6 separate regions of the Homo sapiens genome follow, and regions 1, 2, 4, 5 and 6 are each linked to region 3. The links are chromatin contacts, found by Hi-C or POLR2A ChIA-PET in ENCODE. All regions are on one chromosome and are shown on one strand. Each heading gives the region's core, a stretch centred on a gene start or an enhancer-like site at or near the end of the contact. The rest is flanking DNA. Distances are from core to core; before and after follow the strand shown. Region 1 has its middle 42 kb from the start of PLB1. Region 2 overlaps BABAM2 (BRISC and BRCA1 A complex member 2). Region 3 overlaps BABAM2 (BRISC and BRCA1 A complex member 2). Region 4 overlaps BABAM2 (BRISC and BRCA1 A complex member 2). Region 5 overlaps FOSL2 (FOS like 2, AP-1 transcription factor subunit). Region 6 has its middle 32 kb from the start of BABAM2-AS2.

Region 1 (2,700 bases), core at 182-2,681, 500 kb after region 3:
TCCCTGAGCCTGGGCCACCAAGCGCAGCTCCCTTGCGCCCTCTAGTGTCTGCCCCTCTCAGGTACAGGGTGCCTTGGGCCAATCTCTGAACCTAGAATTGACCTTCCAAACCGGGCCATTCCTAAGCATGAGGTGGACTCTGTTGACAATGATGCTGGGCAGCAGACGCAAAAAGAGACTGGGCCAGCTGTCTTTTCACTCCACTCAGGTCAGAAGTGCCCCCTCCCCACTCCACTGTGGTCCCCAGAACCATCTCTGGGAACCACCCCATTTGTAAATGAGATAATGCATGTGACGTGCTTAGCAAGGGGCTGGGAGAGTAGGGGACCAGTGACTATGTGGTCAATGAACAGCTATTAGCTCCACTAGGTAGAAGCAATGATCTGTTTGGTCCTGTGCTGGGGGCTCGTTTCCAGGGGGGAGGACAGAGAAGCTCTGTCCAGTGCTGCTGAGGCAGGAATGAGGACTCCATGTTCGGAGTCTGGCACGGAGCAGGAGGGTGATTTGATGGCTCGGTGTGTGTTGGCTGCAAGAGCAAATGCAAAACGTCAGCCTGAGATTAATCAAGACATCCTTCCACTTACCGTTTCGGGTCTTGTTGGGGAGTTTGGAAGGAAAACTGCCTTTCCAGCAAGATGTTTTGACATGATGCCTTTTCCCTGGCATGCGTTGTCTCCTTCTCCCCACCCATCCCCTTCGCCACAGCTTTAGGGATGACCTCTGCCCTGCTGGGTGCCCTTGATGACTAACACAGCAAGTGTGTGGACCGCCACCTGTCCTGGCCTCACCCACCTTCACCCTCCATTTCTTCATGACTGCCCCCGTGGCTTCTAGGGGGAAGGCCCCAGACAGGTTTGCTAAACTACTGACTCCCAGGGCTCCCTGACAGGGCCTGATGCAGGGTGGCCAGCGGTTGTGACCCCTAGACCAGGTGGGTCCCAGCACAGGGACCTGAGCCCCACCCTCAGGGAGCTGGCGGCTACACGGGGAGCGGTCACCTGTACAGATAAATCTAGTGGAAAGCCCCCATGGCCAGAACCAGGGCGGAGGGCCTGGGGCAGGCTCTGGAGTATAGAAGAGGGAAGGCGCCTTTGGAACAGACAGCAGAGAGAAGAGCCTGCAGGATGAGTGCGAAGGATTGCTGTGGACAGAGGTGGGCCAGGGCTCAGCTCGAGGGCTCCCAGGGAAAGGAGCCTGGGGTGGCCTGGGCACCGTGTGTGTGTGTGTGTATGTGTGTGCGCGCGCGTGCATGTGCGTGTGCATAGGTATGATTCAGGGAGACATAAGGGACTTTGGCAAAGTCAGGAGGATGTGGGGGCTAAGCAAACACCACTTTGAAGACTTCTCTTTGGCATGGGGTGTGACAAGCCAGGTCTGGTGCCTTGTTGAGGAAAGGGAGAAAACTCTGAGTTGGTTTTTGTGTTCCTCAAACCAGTTTGCCCACATCCTTGGCATCATCTGTGCCCTGTGAAGGGCCCGCTTGGAGCCATGCATGTCTGGGCCTGAGGGTGGCGGTGCCTACGTGAGGCCCTGCGGTCTCTTCAGGAGCTCCCCGAGAGGGGCACTTGGCCACTGTTGGAGCTGAGAGGGGCCTGGCCCAGCTCACCCGCCTCTCCTGCTTCTCACCCAGCCCCTGCTGCTGAGAGCTCTGGCAGCCTCCGTGTGCACAGCAGGCCTGGGCTCAGTCACAGGTAGCTCTTCTGTCTGCTCCACGGTGGCTCTCCTCAGGGCCTTGGCTCTCATGTGAGGCTTCCAGCTGCTGCTCACACTCAGAGCTTTGCATGACCAGCAACACACAGGCAGATAAGAGCATTGGGTCTAGGGCGAGAAAATCCTGGGTTCAAGATCAGGCTCTGCCATTTACCAGCTATGTGGCCTCAGGCAGGTTGAACTCTTTGAGCCGCAGTTATCTCATCTGTAAATTGGGGATAATAACACTTAATGGTACTTATCTCATGGGGTTGTCATGAGGATCAAATGAGATGATGTGTGTGTAAACACCTTACAGAGGGCTCCACTAATGGAAGGCATTATTATTGCTGTTTCCATACCACACGACACTCACCCAAGAATGGAAGTTCATGTTCTGACTGTCAATGACGTGTCCAGCATTCCTCCTGTGCTCATTTCATAACTATTCGTTGAGCCTCCTTGGTGCCAGGCACTGTTCTAGACTCTTGGGCCATAAAAATCAATAAAACACAAGATCCCTGCCTCCTTACGGCTGACCTTCTAGGGGAGAGACTTTCACATACCCCAATCTACTTAGCACACATTCCAACCTCTCTCTGGCATCTGCAAACTCAAGTCTGCAAGGTGAAGCAACATCCTAAGCTGCTAGGAACTCTCTCCATAAGTACTCATCCAGATGGCCTGGTGATACGGACAGGAGACAGGGAAATACTGGGTAGAAGAGGGTGGCTCCTGGCAAAGGCCCCACCCTCAAGCCTGAAGACCCACGGCCCTAAATGAGGACAGGCATTCCTGTTTTTGAGCGGAAAAAGTTGCCTTTTGGCCTGCCACACCCCCTATCCTGCACCCATATAAACCCTGAACCCCAGGCTTCAGAAACAGACGAGCAAGCCAGCAGACCAGCAGACGGACAGTGGAACGATGCAGTAGAGAAAGAGAGAGGAGGAGGAACATCTGAACATGGAGAGGAGTTTGACTGGGGACGGTCAGAGAGGAGTCCGGCTGCTG
Region 2 (2,700 bases), core at 194-2,693, 370 kb after region 3:
TGCAGTGAGCCAAGATTGCACCACCACACTCCAGCCTGGGTGACAGAGTGCAGACAGAGAGAGACCTTGTCTCAAGAAAGAAAAGAAAAGAAAACTTACTTTCCATCTCTGATCGTAGATTTATTTTTGGCAAAAATAGAATCACCTGCCTGGTAGTAAGCCTGTTAGAAGGAGTAAATATAAAATAATACACATGAAAATAAGTAGCATGATATCTGGCATGTAGTAGGCACCTCCCTTTCCTTATACTCATGGCTTCCAGACTTTTTTTTTTAACCACAATCTACAAGATATTTTACATTTGAATCCAGTATATATAACTAAAACAAAAGTGCCACATACAGTGCACTCTGATTTTATTTCACTTTATTTTAATGCTGCTCAGAACCCACTAAATGGATTTTGTGATCCACTGTTTGAACAAGCCTTCTTTACACCATGTGTGGATATCATTCATCCACGTTGCATATATGCCCTTCCTTTCCTTCCCTCCCTCCCTTTCTGTAACGGAAGCCTGGGGCCGCAGGGCTACCTGCTGTCAGCATGTGCAGGGCCCGAGCTGGTGCAGTGTGGAGTGATCCCTGCAGCCCAGCAGAGCAGATGCATCTCCTCCTCCTGTGCTTGCCCCCAGCCTCTCTACTGCATGATTACAGAAGACTTGTAAGGCCCCCTCCTGCCAGACGTTCTGTCATCTGCCAGCCTGCATGGAACTTCCCCACACCCTACCCCAGCAGAGCCCACCTGAAGTTCCTGTTGTGAGAATTACTCTTGTTACCAAAGGCCATTGTCTCCAGAAGGCCACTGTACCCCAGCAGGGAGAGTGGAGCTTGGACACCCTCTCCCATTGAGTAGTTTCTTCTTTGGGAATTGCTGCTTTTCTGTCTGAAAGCCCAGAGAGCCAGGTGTCTGCGGTGTGATTTCAGCTGTCAGGGGGATAAGGGTGAAGAGAGGAGGGACCATGGCCATCTTGCTGCCCCTCCCCCACATCCTCAAACACCCAGCCAGGGGGGTGAATGTCCCAGAGTGTTGGGTGACCAAAAGCTGTGTCCAAAAGCCAGCATGCAGGGGCCTGAGCACCTGTGGAAGCCATGAGCTCTGGCCTCTGGATGCTGAGATCTGGTGGAAGAAAGTGAACTTACAACCAGGCAAATAACACTTCAAAGCCCTAGAGAGACTCAGGGGAGGGGAAGGTTAGAGGCCTCAAGGAGTTGATCTCCTAAGTGTTCCTGAGGCCCTCCTTTGGGAGTCCTGCACTTTGCTGTGGAGGCTGATGCCTGACCATGCTGCGCACAAACCTCGGAGCACTGTTCCAGCTGGGGTGTGACTTGGGGCCTGGACCCACATTCCAGGTTCAGCTCTGCTGGGTCCCTGGGCACTTCCTCTTTCAGGGTCACCCTTTGGTTTTTCCCCTTTCGATGACTAAAAAGTGGAGGGTAATCTGTGAGCTTGGTGGTGACTCACCACCATCCGACAGGCGGCCCACTTTTCCCAGCAGGTGAGCTGCGTGAGTAGCCCTCCTCCTGGCCGGGACTGTGGTGAGCTCCCTGCACCCCACCCCAGGCAGCCACGTGGCCATCAGCACATCATGGTCTGTGCTGAGCGCCTGCTCTTGCAGCCCTGGGCAGAGTGAGCAGAGGACTCACCATCTGGGCACACCAGGCAGGTGCAGATGGGGAGACAAGATAAACCCAGGGCTGGGGCTCTTCTCTGGGTTCCCAGGCCCCAGGCAGCAGCACATTCCTTAGCCCCCCACACCCACCACCTGGCCTCGTTCCCAGCCCCAGCCCAGCCAGGTGCACCCATCTTCCCAGCCTCTCTCAGTGCCACACAGCCATTCCTGCCTCTCATCAAGCAGGTTATGATGGGCACGGCAGTCTGAGAGGGAGGGGGATGGAGAGGACTGGCTCACGCTCCGCCTACTAGCTCTGGGGCCTCAGGTCAACCCCCTGGGCAGGCAGGCATTCATTTAGCACCAAATTGACATTCATCTTCTGGGAGCTTCTGACAGGGTGAGCACCAAGGGCACTAAGGGTGAACCATCCCCAAATTCTGCCCTCTAGGCACTTACAGGGATGACCTATGCTAACGTGCCATTAGGATACGCAGTGTCACAGGAACCATCCTAACCTCCCGCCCTTAGTCTCCCCTTCCCCTTCCTTGTAATGTTTGACCTCGGCAGTTTCCTTTTTCCTTCTATTAATTACAACATTCTATCATTCTAAAGTATATCTTAAGTAAGCCAAATGCTTGCATTTGAGAAATATTTATTGAGCTGGTGAGTGTTGGACACTATGCTCCAGGCTGGGGATGCAAAGATGGATGAATACGACCCATGGGCTTTGCCCTCAGGGAGCTTCTTCCAGGGTGTGAGAGAATGGTTGGTATGTGTAGATGCGTGCATACATCTGTGATGAACGCCAGAGAAAGAAGCTGGTCCCATGGCCGGTGGAGGCTCAGGAGCCCATTAGGACTACCCTGTCCCTCCCTCCATTTAGCCAGCTGGCCCTCCCTTCTCCTCCTCCTTCTCATCTGCTGCACCAGGGGATGCCAAGGGAGCAGAGATGCCTGCAGCCCGTGGGAGCAAGTCCTGGCCTTTGCAGTTGCAAAAACTGGCTGCAAGCTGCTCCAGCCCCAGAGGAACTGGCCAAGCTCCAGAGGGCCTCCTTGGAGGGCCTCAGAGGGAGAGAGAACTGCTCAGTA
Region 3 (2,700 bases), core at 192-2,691:
AATGTTTAAGTATGATCATGTTTTTAGTGATGGAAAATTAAAACCATTAAAAAATAAACAATGAAAAATATGGCAAAATAAGAAGGTGAATGCCAGAAGATTAAGGAAGTTCTAGAGAGTTTTGCAGATGTGGGATTTCAGATGAAGACCAGATACATCTAATTTGTGAGGGGAATAAAGAGACAGGTAAGAGAGATGGGTGGGAATAGAGCTAGCCTGAGGAGAAAGAGAAGGAGATTAAAAACAAAATTCGTATCCAGTCTGAATAAAATTTGTTTCATCCCTCCTTGGCCCTTAGAAATTAGAGTCTTTTCATATTATTGTCTTTCTATTTGGTAAGCTGTGTTTGATAGCGGTGCACAAACTTGGGCACAGAAGCCTGAGTTTGTGGGGTTGCATTCAGTGTATAGAAAAGTTACAACTCATTTCTAGTTAGTTCTTCCTTTGTACTTATGCCTAAACCTCTCCATCTGGAGAAATGCCAGCTTGCCACTAAATTTAAATAAATAAGAACATGTCTCATCAATAGGGGCGGCAAATTTAGCCCCTCTTTAGAGCACTGAGCAATTTATGACCATATGTTAAATACCATAAAACAGCTTTAAAGATTTGGTCGCTGGCCATTGCCAGATTGCACCGTAGGAGTGCAGCAGCACTGTGAGGGACTGGGAATGCTTCCTCCGGCCCTTGGAGGCCTCAGCAACTCACTGATGTCACAGCCAAAGAGGGCTGTTTTCAAACATTCCCTTTATAAAGGTGAAATACTAAAAGATTCCATTTTGGCATTTGGGAGCAAAGAAGGCAAGACTTCTTTTTGATTCTTAAGGGTCAAAATTAGTATGGAAAGTGTTGTGTGGGAGAATGAGTAACTTGGCAGCAGTGAGTACAGAAGGCAAGTCTAGAAATAGGTAATAGATATCCTACTCATCCTTTTTCTTGGAGCATGAACTGGACTTTTATGTGGCATAAGCCGACCAAATATCACGTTTCTCAATCAATTTCTTTTTGCCAACTTTCGTCGAATTAATATTAATGTTAAAAACAATTTTTAAAATTTCATGCCAAAGCATTGCCAATTGTAAGGCTTTCTTTTCTTCCAGAAATATGACTCACTATTTGGTGAACTCCAAATATTAGTTTTTCTTCTTACCACCATGACAGCCTGTGAATCATTTATGGCATTCAGTGGGCTCGTGGCTGAGAGAATGAAGGTGTGTGCCAGCAAACATGTGATTTTTGGTCAAGTAGTGCTCTGGGACCTTCGATGGGCTTTTAACACATGTGAGGAAACCAGTGGTTCAGGCAGGGGGCAGTATTATTAAATAGTAATAGACACCAAAAAGCTTTGTACAAGATTTTTCAGACTGCTCTCTCAGAAATGTAACTCTTCCTACAAAGGAAGATGATGAAATTTGGCTGTCAAAGGTCCAGGATTCCTAGCCTTCTTGAATCTGTAGTTGCCAGCCCAAGGGCTGATTTCCTGTCAGTTCCTGTGTGGTTTGCACTACATCCTCTTTGCAACAGATCAGTATTTTAGGTCATCCATCATAACTGCTCTCCTGTAAGTTCTTGGCAATTTGATCTCAGTTTGCAGAAGGCAGCTGGCATACTTTGCTAGGAAGTGCAGCTGGAGAGCTCCTGTCTCACTCTTCCTAAGGCCAGGAAGCACACTATTGTTACTCATTGCTGCTTTCTTCCTTTAAAGAACAAAAAACTTCAAACTTTGGCAAATTCTAAAGTTACTAGGTAGCAATTTGAAATTACTCTGATCGTTTTGTTGGTCTAGGGCAAAAACTTGAGTGATCTTTTATATCATTTGTAAATCTTGTCTGGTTTTTCCATAACACAGATATGTGCATTAGTGGAAGTTTCCTCCCCATTGCAAATGAAGTTATGCTTGTCTTCAGAGTCACACGGGAATTTTTAGTTTTATTTTGTTTTAGGCTTTGATTGTCAAGGACAGTAACATGGCCTAATTTCTTCTCTGTGTTTTATTCCCTTAACATTGAGATTTTTCTATTCCTAATATCAGCATTGGGTAAGACTATTTACCTTGGGTATGACTTGAATATTTGCACTGGATTTTCAAACTATACGAACAGAGATAGTTAAAGCACTTTTTTTGGACTATTTAATGTTAAAATAAAAGTATCGTTTTAGTGTTTCTGATTTCTCATTCCATAATGGGTGACCTATGTTGTGAGATTTAGAAAAATGAGCAATTTTCCTCCTTTCTTATGACTCACAGGTCACATTTTGGCAACATGTTTTTTTTTTCCTGTAGAATGGTGATTACCTTTACCCCAGTTCACCTAAGAGAGGAACCTGTTTATAAAGAGGATACAACCTCATGCATGAATTATTTTAAATGGTATTCTTAATAATCTATGATGGCACAGATCTTTTATACTTCTGAGTTGTCTTCTTTTCATCTTTACGAAAACCATATCTTCTGTAGAGTTAAACAAGATTATTAATGTAGCTCTTGGTTTCTTTTATGTTCTGGTTCCTAACATAAATGAAGGGAAAGGAAAGATAAGTTGTGCTGCTTTATAGAAAAATAGTAAACTTTTTGAAGGCCAAATTTATGTCAGATTTATGGGTATCAAGCAATAACATCATAGAAACACCCCAAATCCTGATAGTGCGCTAAGGATGGCATGAAGGAAGAAATTTTTGGATTTGAGATATGAAAGAATT
Region 4 (2,700 bases), core at 187-2,686, 300 kb after region 3:
AGATGAGGAAGATGCTGTGAGGAGATGCTGTGAGGTCTTCCCTATGCTTCTATAGGGAAGACCTCCTATAGAGGGTGACATTTCCGCTGAGACCTTAGCAGTGATTCAGACAGCCAAGGAAGGCAATTCCAGGGAAGGCAGTCCCTGTGCAAAAGCCCTGAGCCCTGAGGCAGCAAAGAGCTCTGCTGAAGCAGGCGTGGCTGGAGCACAGTGAGTAAGGGGAAGGGCATTTGTTGAACTTTTTTTTTTTTTTTTTTTTTAGCTATCTAATATTGAATTACTTTCTTAGCGGTTTATTCTAGAGATTACAATATGCATCTTTAACATAATTGCCTTAAGATTAATAATACCTTCATTCTGGTAAAATATAGCAACATTGCTCCTTGTCCTCCCGCTTATTTGTTCTATTAATTGTCATATATATTACATGTATATATGTTATAATATAAACACAACAATATAGCTTTTTCTGTCATTACTATAAACAATCATATATATTTTTTTCTTTTTTTTTTGTTTGTTTGTTTGTTTTGTTTTTGAGACGGGGTCTCGCTCTGTCGCCCAGGCTGGAGTGCAGTGGCACGATCTCAGCTCACAGCAACCTCCGCCTCCCAGGTTCAAGCAATTCTCCTGCCTCAGCCTCCTGAGTAGCTAGGATTACAGGCATGTGCCACCACTCCCGGCTAATTTTTTGTGTTTTTAGTAGAGACAGGGTTTTGCCGTGTTAGCCAGGATGGTCTTGATCTCCTGACCTCGTGATCTACCCGCCATGGCTTCCCAAAGTGCTAGGATTACAGGCGTGAGCCACCACGCCCAGCCACAGTCTTATGTTTTTAAAAGAGAAAAAAAGTTATCTTTGGATTTTGCCCTGCACATTATTTCCAGTGTATCTTTGCAAGACTTTGATTGCTGTGTTCCTCCATTTCAGAGCTGTAGGATTGGGGCTGGGGTGGCAGTGTTTATTCAGTCTAATGAATGATAAGGTTCTTACTCTGATGTTTTTCTTTATTTTAAATGACTAATGTTCACACAGATGTCTTAGTATTATTCTTTCTGTATTTGTCTTTAACTATCTGTTTGTTCATTTGTTCATTCATTGGTTTTCAGTTGACATTAAGTAAAAGGAAAGCAATTATTTTGTTTTTCAGAGAACACAGTTTCTGGTAAGACTTTTTTTTTTTAAGCCAGAGGAAATCAACAACTTCAGACTAATTCTGGTAGTCATTTAAATAATTCTTTCCTTATAGGCCTGTAATCAAGGCCAATAAATTAGAAATCAGGACAGCTTTTGAAATTTTAAGTAAAAATCAGAAGCTTCTGTTTATTGCTACAAATGCTTCTGCCGAGCTCTGATTTTGTCAGGCTCTCCAATTCCTGGTATAACCAAGGAAATTATTTGCATTGATGTCGCACTGTCACCTCACCACTAAAACACAAAGCTGTCGTAGTAGCAGCCACTCAGTTCCTGAGCTAAGCGAGGTAGACTTTCATCTGCCCGCTATAGAAACAGTGTTTCGTCGTAGAATATTTAGCACTCAACAAACAAGATGGCTACTACATAAATCGGTAAAACCAAAACTGTGATGTTGCTCAAAACCTGCTTACTTTTTTGGATACAGTTCACATCTTTATATAAAGGAATATACTTGAAAAGCAAATCGGAATCAGTAAAATAATTAAAATTAAGAACCACAATGCTATGTGTTAGAATTTGTTTCAAGCCAAATCTATAGAAAGTGTAATATTATTTTAGAATTACCATGTTTACCTCATATCAGACATAAAGATTCTTAGTTTAATTTTATCATTTCTAGTATTAATAACTATCAGGCTAGGTGCAGTGGCTCATGCCCGTAATCCCAGCACTTGGGGAGGCCAAGGTGGGTAGATCACCTGAGGTCAGGAGTTCGAGATCAGCCGAAACATGGTGAAACCCTGTCTCTACTAAAAATACAAAAATTAGCCAAGTGTGGTGGCACCTGTAATCTCAGCTTCTTGGGAGAGGCTGAGATAGGAGAATCGCTTGAACCTGGGAGGTGGAGGTTGCAGTGAGCCGAGAACGTGCCGTTGCACTCCACCCTGGGCAAGAGGAGTGAAACTCCATCTCAAAAAAAAAAAAAGCAAAAAAACTATCAAAGCAACAGGAATGAAAATTAATTATCAACAAAATATCAAACCAGTCAGTTCTCTAATATTGTTCCGAATGATAAAAGAATATGGAAAAAGATAAAAGAAAATTTACTAAATGCCTTTTTGCTTTAATTATGGGAACTACTGAGTCCTTTAGATACTTTTACATTTTGGTTAATTTTTATACTGAGACTTCCTTGAAAGTGGTTAGCTCTACTAGGCAAAGTGGTTTTCATCTTTTGATTATACACACAAGCACACCCTTCGCCCGGTTTACAGTTCAGAGAGCTCCAGTCCTTCAGCAACCACTGTCACTATTTTGACTCAAATTGAAACTTCTGTTTCATCTTTAGAGTTTACTTCCAGAAAGCCTGTTTTGTAATTTCTGACACTAGTTTGAGAACTTACTGGATTAATCTTCACTGGGAATATTGTCTTCATTATAATACCTTAGAATTACATGACCCCTTTTTAGTGACCTTAAAGGATTTCTTTTAAGGAAGAAGGTTGTAAATCACTTGCACAATCATGCAATGAATTTTTCCCCTGTACCCTCTTATATATGTTGTA
Region 5 (2,700 bases), core at 118-2,617, 450 kb after region 3:
GGACAGATATGGTGGGCAGCAGGATTTTACCTGCTGGGGGCTCCTCTTCCTTTTGCATGTCCTGTCCAACTTAGCACTGTACCAGGCATGTGGGGGAGTACCTGGGGTTGAACCGTGAGCAGCTGGCACCCTGGGATTGGCAGAGGAAATCGGGAGTGGAGTGGCACTCTTGGCCCTCCCATCAGCAACATAACATTCCCCCCTGGGTGGTTCTTAACCTGTGTGGGGACTCCAGGCCCAGCTACTTAACAAAATGGGGATAATGAGGCTTGCAGAGCAGGCAGAGTGATGGGAGGAGAAATTAGCCAGGGTTTGGAAGAAGCTGCTTAAGTGGGTGGGGCCACGCCTGGCTGGCAGGAGGGGACTCTTGGAGAAGCATCCCCAGCTCCTTCTCTCTGGCCTGAGCACTGAATCAGGGCTGATGTGATAGGTGCTGCCATCATGCCTGGGCCAGTGAATCTCTGACCCATTGCTGTCCTGTTTAAACATGGACTTTAAACTTGGACATCACCTTCCGGGGCAGATTCAGCTCAAAAGAGCCCTCCCAGGCAGCCAGACATCAGGGATCCACATGTTCTGGGGCCTCTGAGTCCAGCCATGCTCCTCTTGCCCTTCCTTCTCCTTTCTCCATTTCCAGAAGGGCTTCTTGCCTTACTTAAAATACAGTTTTTAAAAAATACTGTGAACCATTGTCTCTGTTCTAACCATGATCCTTGGCTTTGGCCTCTAGCTGTCTCCTGAAGAGGAGGAGAAGCGTCGCATCCGGCGGGAGAGGAACAAGCTGGCTGCAGCCAAGTGCCGGAACCGACGCCGGGAGCTGACAGAGAAGCTGCAGGCGGTGAGGAACTCTGCGTAGGGTGGGAGCACCTCTGGGTGGGCTGGAGTGAGAGCCCCGGGGGTCCTGATCCTCTCTCCCACAGCTGTCTCCTTACCCACAAATGCCCTACAGATGAGTCAGTGGAGATAGAGCTTTCCTTCCTTTGGACACATGGGTCAGCATTGTGTTGATTGAAAAGAGAGAGAGAGAGGGAGGTGGCGTTTAGCACCAGCCAGGGCCCAGAGGGAAGAAATGAACAACCTTCTGTGGGGGTGCTAGCCACGGTTTTTACGCAGCACCTGAGTGTTCTCTGCTCACAGAACTGTGGGGGCTCCTGGGTGAGGGATGATGGAGGGTGGGAGCCAGGGCAGGTCCAGACCTGCCCCATCCAGGGCTGCTTCCCGAGGTTCCAGCCACTCCCATGCCTGCCGCCATCAGGAGTGGCCCAGCCTGGCCTAAGCACTCTGGGTTGGGCCAGGGAGAAGTCTTGATGGAGATAGGTCACGTGGCAGCAGGGTTGTATTTTCTTGGGGTTTTCTCATTTCCTTTATGGGCAGGCGGGTTCCCCACCTCTATCATGAACTCAGAGCTGTGGCCATGGTACCGCGTGCTGCTCTTGTGAGTCACTCTCCCGTGCCGCCTAATTGCCCAGACCTGGGGACCCGCAGCCCTGCCCTTCCCTCTGTTAAGCTTGACCTGACCAACGTCACGTAACTCCCTTCAGAGCCTGGCCCTGCAGGAAGGGCCGTGTGCTGTGTGGAGGAAGCCCCGAGCCAGGGTTGACTCTCCCCAGTGGAATGCTTTCAGAGTGAGGAGATGAGAGAGACTCTGTCAGTGGTCCTCACAGTGACTGCCCAGGATGGGGCTTTGGAAAACATCCCCTCACACTTTTTTTGTTATTATAATTTTTTTGAGATGGAGTTTCGCTCTTGTCGCCCAGGCTGGAGTGCAGTGGGACGATCTCAGCTCACTGCAACCTCTGCCTCTTGGGTTCAAGCCATTCTCCTGCCTCAGCCTCCCAACTAGCGGGGATTACAGGTGCCTGCCACCATGCCCGGCTAATTTTTGTATTTTTAATAGAGACAGGGTTTCACCATGTTGGCTAGGCTGGTCTCGAACTCCTGACCTCGGGTGATCTGCCTGCCTTGGCCTCTCAGAGTGCTGGGATTACAGGCGTGAGCCACCACGCCTGGCCCATCCCCTCACTTGAGTTAATGTTTCCAGGTACCATCCACCCACTTAGGCTTGTCTTTCTCTGTCCTGCAGCCCTCACTCTGGGGTGTTGAATGAATTGAATTGCGTGAATTCTGTGATGCCTGTAGTAATGGCCCTCGGAGGTGTTAGAGCCGGGGAGGATGAGTGGGAATTCTTCATTCCCAGGTGAGGCAGATCCACAATCCACTTCCTCAGCGGGCCCTCCCACCACTAACCTTTCTGTGATTGGCACTTCAAGGAGCTGTGCCCCATGTGGCGCTCCTCACCACCCGCCCCGGAATAGCCCTGCCCCCTGAGGCTCCTCTACTTTCCTTCCCTCCTCCCAGAGGCCTCACACCCTACTCCCCTGCCTCCCCCACCTCCCCCGCCCTCTGACCCAGCCACCCAGGCCCCTGAGCCACATCCTCCACAGGAAGCCTCTCAGAAGCTCATGACGTTCGTCAGACCCTTGAGACAGACGGAAACTGTTTTTCACTCCGGAATATGCTGTCCTCTGCTGAACGAAGCCCTTGCCCGTATGTCCTCACTGATGAACAGGAATCCATGTTAGGGAAAACGTGGGGAGGAGGCTGGTGACACACACCTCTTCCCCTCCCACAGCGGCCCCTCCACGTGCACTTGCTCGCTTCTGCTTCTCTGGCTGGGGATGAAAGAAGGGGGCTGAGGTC
Region 6 (2,700 bases), core at 71-2,570, 390 kb after region 3:
ACCCCGCAACAGCAACAGAAGCCGGTGGCGCCTGTAAACGAGTGAAGGTCACCTGTATATTTGTAAATACTTCCTGCCGGTTCAGCCTGTCATCGAGCATCGTACCTGCACACAGAGGGCAGCCCAAGACTAATTAGTAAATGGCTATAAAATGCTTTGAAGATGAAAAGAACCATATGTGACAGCATATTATTAATACTTAGTAAATCCTGTCTCCGGCTTACTCAGCCCTTGTAATTTCAGTTGAATCTCTCTTGCTTAGCACTGATGAGGAAAAGGACTCACACGTGTTTACCAGCAATACTTGGATATGATCAAGCATCTGTGAGGCCCCGAGAAGGAGGGGCAAGGGACCCTGGTTAGCCAATGCTCAGCTTCTTCCAGCAGCCCGGCTTCCTGAGGACCCATCGCCTACAGCCAAATGACCCTTTTTTTTTGTTTTGTTTTATTGAGAGGGACTCTGGCTCTGTCGCCTAGGCTGGAGTGCAGTGGCACCATCTCGGCTCACTGCGACCTCCGTCTCCCAGGTTCAAGGGATTCTCCTGCCTCAGCCTCCCGAGTAGCTGGGATTACAGGCACACGGCTGTAATCCACCACGCCCGGCTAATTTTTGTATTTTTAGTAGAGACGAGGTTTCACCATGTTGGCTGGGCTGGTCTTGAACTCCTGACCTCAGGTGATCCGCCCACCTCGGCCTCCCAAAGTGCTGAGATTACAGGCAGGAGCCACCACGCCCAGCCTCAAATGATGCTCTATTAAAGCTCATTTTCTTGTGGAGACATGAACTAGAAAGAATATGAAGTTGAGGATGAGAGAGGAAAAAAAAGAGAAGGACCTTGGTTTGTACAATTTGCCAATTTCTATGGTGTAAATACTCCCCCCATGATGGACTGCAGGCCACCAATGTGAGGTCACTGGACGCAGAGTTGGGAGGAGCAGGGAGGGTCATCGTGGGAGCCTCTGCTGGAGTGAGCTGGCCCCAATGTCTGTCTTTACTTAATCTGAGTTTTGTTATCCTCATCTATAAAATGGGAATAAATATCTGCCTCCCGGGGTTGTGAGAATTAAATAAGAAAAGTACCTAGAGCACCATGTGCAGTGCTTGGCACACAGTAACATTTGACAAACAGTGGCTATTATTACCGCAGACCAGAAAAAAGATTTTCTGATGTTGACTTTGGCCTTTTTCTAAAAAGTCAGAATGTCCCTGTTAAAAAGTCCTGCCAATGAATTTGGCCTTTGGAAAAGTGACCCTGTCTGGATTACCAGGAAGACAAAATGATGAGTCATCTTGAATTTTAACGGATAAGAGATGCGATGTATTTGTGGGGGTTCCCCACCCCCCACGCTGGTCTTGCTTAAGCTCTCGGCAGGACTTCAGGCTCTGAGCAGTGCTGGAGAAGAAACAACCCACTGACCTGTTTATTCGCCCCGGCCCCTGCTTTCCCACAGGCAAGGAAATCAGAGCAGCGTGGTTCACTTTTGCCTCTGACTGGGTTTCAGTTCCTGACAGCTCCACGCTCTTGGAGTTGCGGCTGACTTGCCGGAGGGACGACTGCATTTGGTTTGCCTCTTGCTCAGGCCTATAAATACAACTATCCCAGAGCCTGCCCCAGTTCATGGGGACCAGCCTGTCCCACAGTTCCTAATGTGAATGTTAAGAACATCATCTAATGGTAATAGGACATCTCATTCTATTAATGGCATCATAGCTAATTCATTGGTGCTCGAAAAAATTAAAATACAACCTTTGCCTTTTTTTATGCATCTACGGTGCTTACGTGCAGGTCCAGTACAAACACTAACTAGAAATCGGGTGTGGGGTGCACCCATCGCCTTGTGTAATCCTCGAAACAACTAAATGAAGTAGGGGTTATTGTCTTCATTTTATAGATAAAAACATGGAACCTCAAAGGTGTTAAATAAATAACTTACCCAAGGACAGGAAGCTGGCATAATTCACTCATCACCATCCTACCTTCTCCCCCTTCCCCTCTCCTTTCTTTGCTTCCCTCCCTTCCTCTTTTTTTATTTCACAAGGAAGTGAACCAGGTCCCTCTGTTTCTTTCCACTTCTGTTATCCAGCTTCCCCAAATGAGAGCTTTATTGAGCATCTAATGTATACAGAGCCCTGATAAGACATTTACACACTGCTTTTTGCCATTTTCCCTGTGAGGAGAGGGGCTTGGAGTAGCTGGGTCTGGCCAGATCACACGAAGTGGGTGTCAAACCCTGGTCAGCTGGGTCCAAGGAATTCTGTGGGGTCACATGCAACAAACTAAAAAAGACTTGGAAGTGGTCTTCGTATATGTGGATGAGTATATCTATATGGCTACACACATATATATAAATAACTTATTTTCAGATGGCTGAGCCAGAGCCAGCCCACAGCTGGAAAAAATTAAAAAATAAAAAATAAATAAACCTGACTTCAGAATTTGTGCCATAGTCTCTGGTTAAAGTCCAAAACACACTTGGTTGAAATAACAGCCTAATATTTGAGGAAAACAAGGTGAAACAGTTGTTACAATTATTAAGGAAAATTACCGAGGTATTACCAAAGACAGCAGGGTCCGTGAACTAATTCCAGGTTGAATAGGAAGCAGTTAACTCTAAGAGGCCTAAAGAAGTGTCTTCCTTCTACAGCGTTCTTGGATTTACTCTGTCACTATTCTCTGATCCCTTTGGAGGAACCACACT

Evidence for each region. A loop is a pair of places that touch in the nucleus more often than their neighbours do. ChIA-PET counts read pairs that join two places held with the same protein, here RNA polymerase II (POLR2A). Pooled maps may share reads with other maps.
Region 1: a loop to region 3 is called in a map of mammary epithelial cell, with 7 times the contacts of the local background. The contact joins two enhancer-like sites. A Hi-C loop is called at or near these places in 4 of 168 maps with a recorded cell type or tissue (CD4-positive, alpha-beta T cell, MCF 10A, endothelial cell of umbilical vein and 1 more) and 14 of 50 pooled maps. POLR2A ChIA-PET finds 5 or more read pairs at or near these places in 2 of 52 experiments (AG04449 and endothelial cell of umbilical vein).
Region 2: a pooled map shows a loop between it and region 3 (2.4-fold over the local background). The contact joins two enhancer-like sites. A Hi-C loop is called at or near these places in 3 of 168 maps with a recorded cell type or tissue (cardiac septum, gastrocnemius medialis and ovary) and 6 of 50 pooled maps. POLR2A ChIA-PET finds 5 or more read pairs at or near these places in 1 of 52 experiments (WTC11).
Region 4: a map of heart left ventricle shows a loop between it and region 3 (3-fold over the local background). The contact joins two enhancer-like sites. A Hi-C loop is called at or near these places in 2 of 168 maps with a recorded cell type or tissue (heart left ventricle and naive thymus-derived CD4-positive, alpha-beta T cell), 2 of 37 single-sample maps with no recorded cell type and 8 of 50 pooled maps. POLR2A ChIA-PET finds 5 or more read pairs at or near these places in 6 of 52 experiments (BJ, MCF 10A, PC-9 and 3 more).
Region 5: a loop to region 3 is called in a map of endothelial cell of hepatic sinusoid, with 4 times the contacts of the local background. The contact joins two enhancer-like sites. A Hi-C loop is called at or near these places in 3 of 168 maps with a recorded cell type or tissue (endothelial cell of hepatic sinusoid, heart left ventricle and prostate gland) and 5 of 50 pooled maps. POLR2A ChIA-PET finds 5 or more read pairs at or near these places in 4 of 52 experiments (A549, BJ, activated CD4-positive, alpha-beta T cell and 1 more).
Region 6: a pooled map shows a loop between it and region 3 (3-fold over the local background). The contact joins two enhancer-like sites. A Hi-C loop is called at or near these places in 3 of 168 maps with a recorded cell type or tissue (cardiac septum, gastrocnemius medialis and ovary) and 9 of 50 pooled maps. POLR2A ChIA-PET finds 5 or more read pairs at or near these places in 1 of 52 experiments (WTC11).

Annotation. Positions count from the first base shown.
Region 1 is chr2:28,452,625-28,455,324 of GRCh38, forward strand. No RefSeq gene overlaps it. Among named protein-coding and RNA genes, the nearest start is that of PLB1, 42 kb to the right of the region's middle. RefSeq lists an enhancer at 1-133. Within about 2 kb of position 1,432, at least 2 of the 41 ENCODE cell types and tissues checked have a DNase peak (open chromatin) inside an H3K27ac peak, as active enhancers do; they include mammary epithelial cell, where a contact is called at or near this core.
Region 2 is chr2:28,324,733-28,327,432 of GRCh38, forward strand. All of the region lies in intron 11 of BABAM2 (BRISC and BRCA1 A complex member 2), which reads left to right. Among named protein-coding and RNA genes, the nearest start is that of BABAM2-AS2, 16 kb to the left of the region's middle. Within about 2 kb of position 1,444, at least 10 of the 41 ENCODE cell types and tissues checked have a DNase peak (open chromatin) inside an H3K27ac peak, as active enhancers do; they include ovary, where a contact is called at or near this core.
Region 3 is chr2:27,953,715-27,956,414 of GRCh38, forward strand. All of the region lies in intron 3 of BABAM2 (BRISC and BRCA1 A complex member 2), which reads left to right. Among named protein-coding and RNA genes, the nearest start is that of MIR4263, 41 kb to the right of the region's middle. Within about 2 kb of position 1,442, at least 28 of the 41 ENCODE cell types and tissues checked have a DNase peak (open chromatin) inside an H3K27ac peak, as active enhancers do; they include gastrocnemius medialis, mammary epithelial cell and ovary, where a contact is called at or near this core.
Region 4 is chr2:28,250,080-28,252,779 of GRCh38, forward strand. The region is part of intron 10 of BABAM2 (BRISC and BRCA1 A complex member 2); the gene reads left to right. Among named protein-coding and RNA genes, the nearest start is that of BABAM2-AS2, 59 kb to the right of the region's middle. RefSeq lists an enhancer at 1-221. Within about 2 kb of position 1,437, at least 3 of the 41 ENCODE cell types and tissues checked have a DNase peak (open chromatin) inside an H3K27ac peak, as active enhancers do.
Region 5 is chr2:28,408,029-28,410,728 of GRCh38, forward strand. FOSL2 (FOS like 2, AP-1 transcription factor subunit) reads left to right here. Exons shown (of 4, transcript NM_005253.4): 3 at 731-838. Among named protein-coding and RNA genes, the nearest start is that of FOSL2-AS1, 15 kb to the left of the region's middle. RefSeq lists an enhancer at 1,445-1,524. Within about 2 kb of position 1,368, at least 18 of the 41 ENCODE cell types and tissues checked have a DNase peak (open chromatin) inside an H3K27ac peak, as active enhancers do.
Region 6 is chr2:28,341,336-28,344,035 of GRCh38, forward strand. No RefSeq gene overlaps it. Among named protein-coding and RNA genes, the nearest start is that of BABAM2-AS2, 32 kb to the left of the region's middle. Within about 2 kb of position 1,321, at least 22 of the 41 ENCODE cell types and tissues checked have a DNase peak (open chromatin) inside an H3K27ac peak, as active enhancers do; they include gastrocnemius medialis and ovary, where a contact is called at or near this core.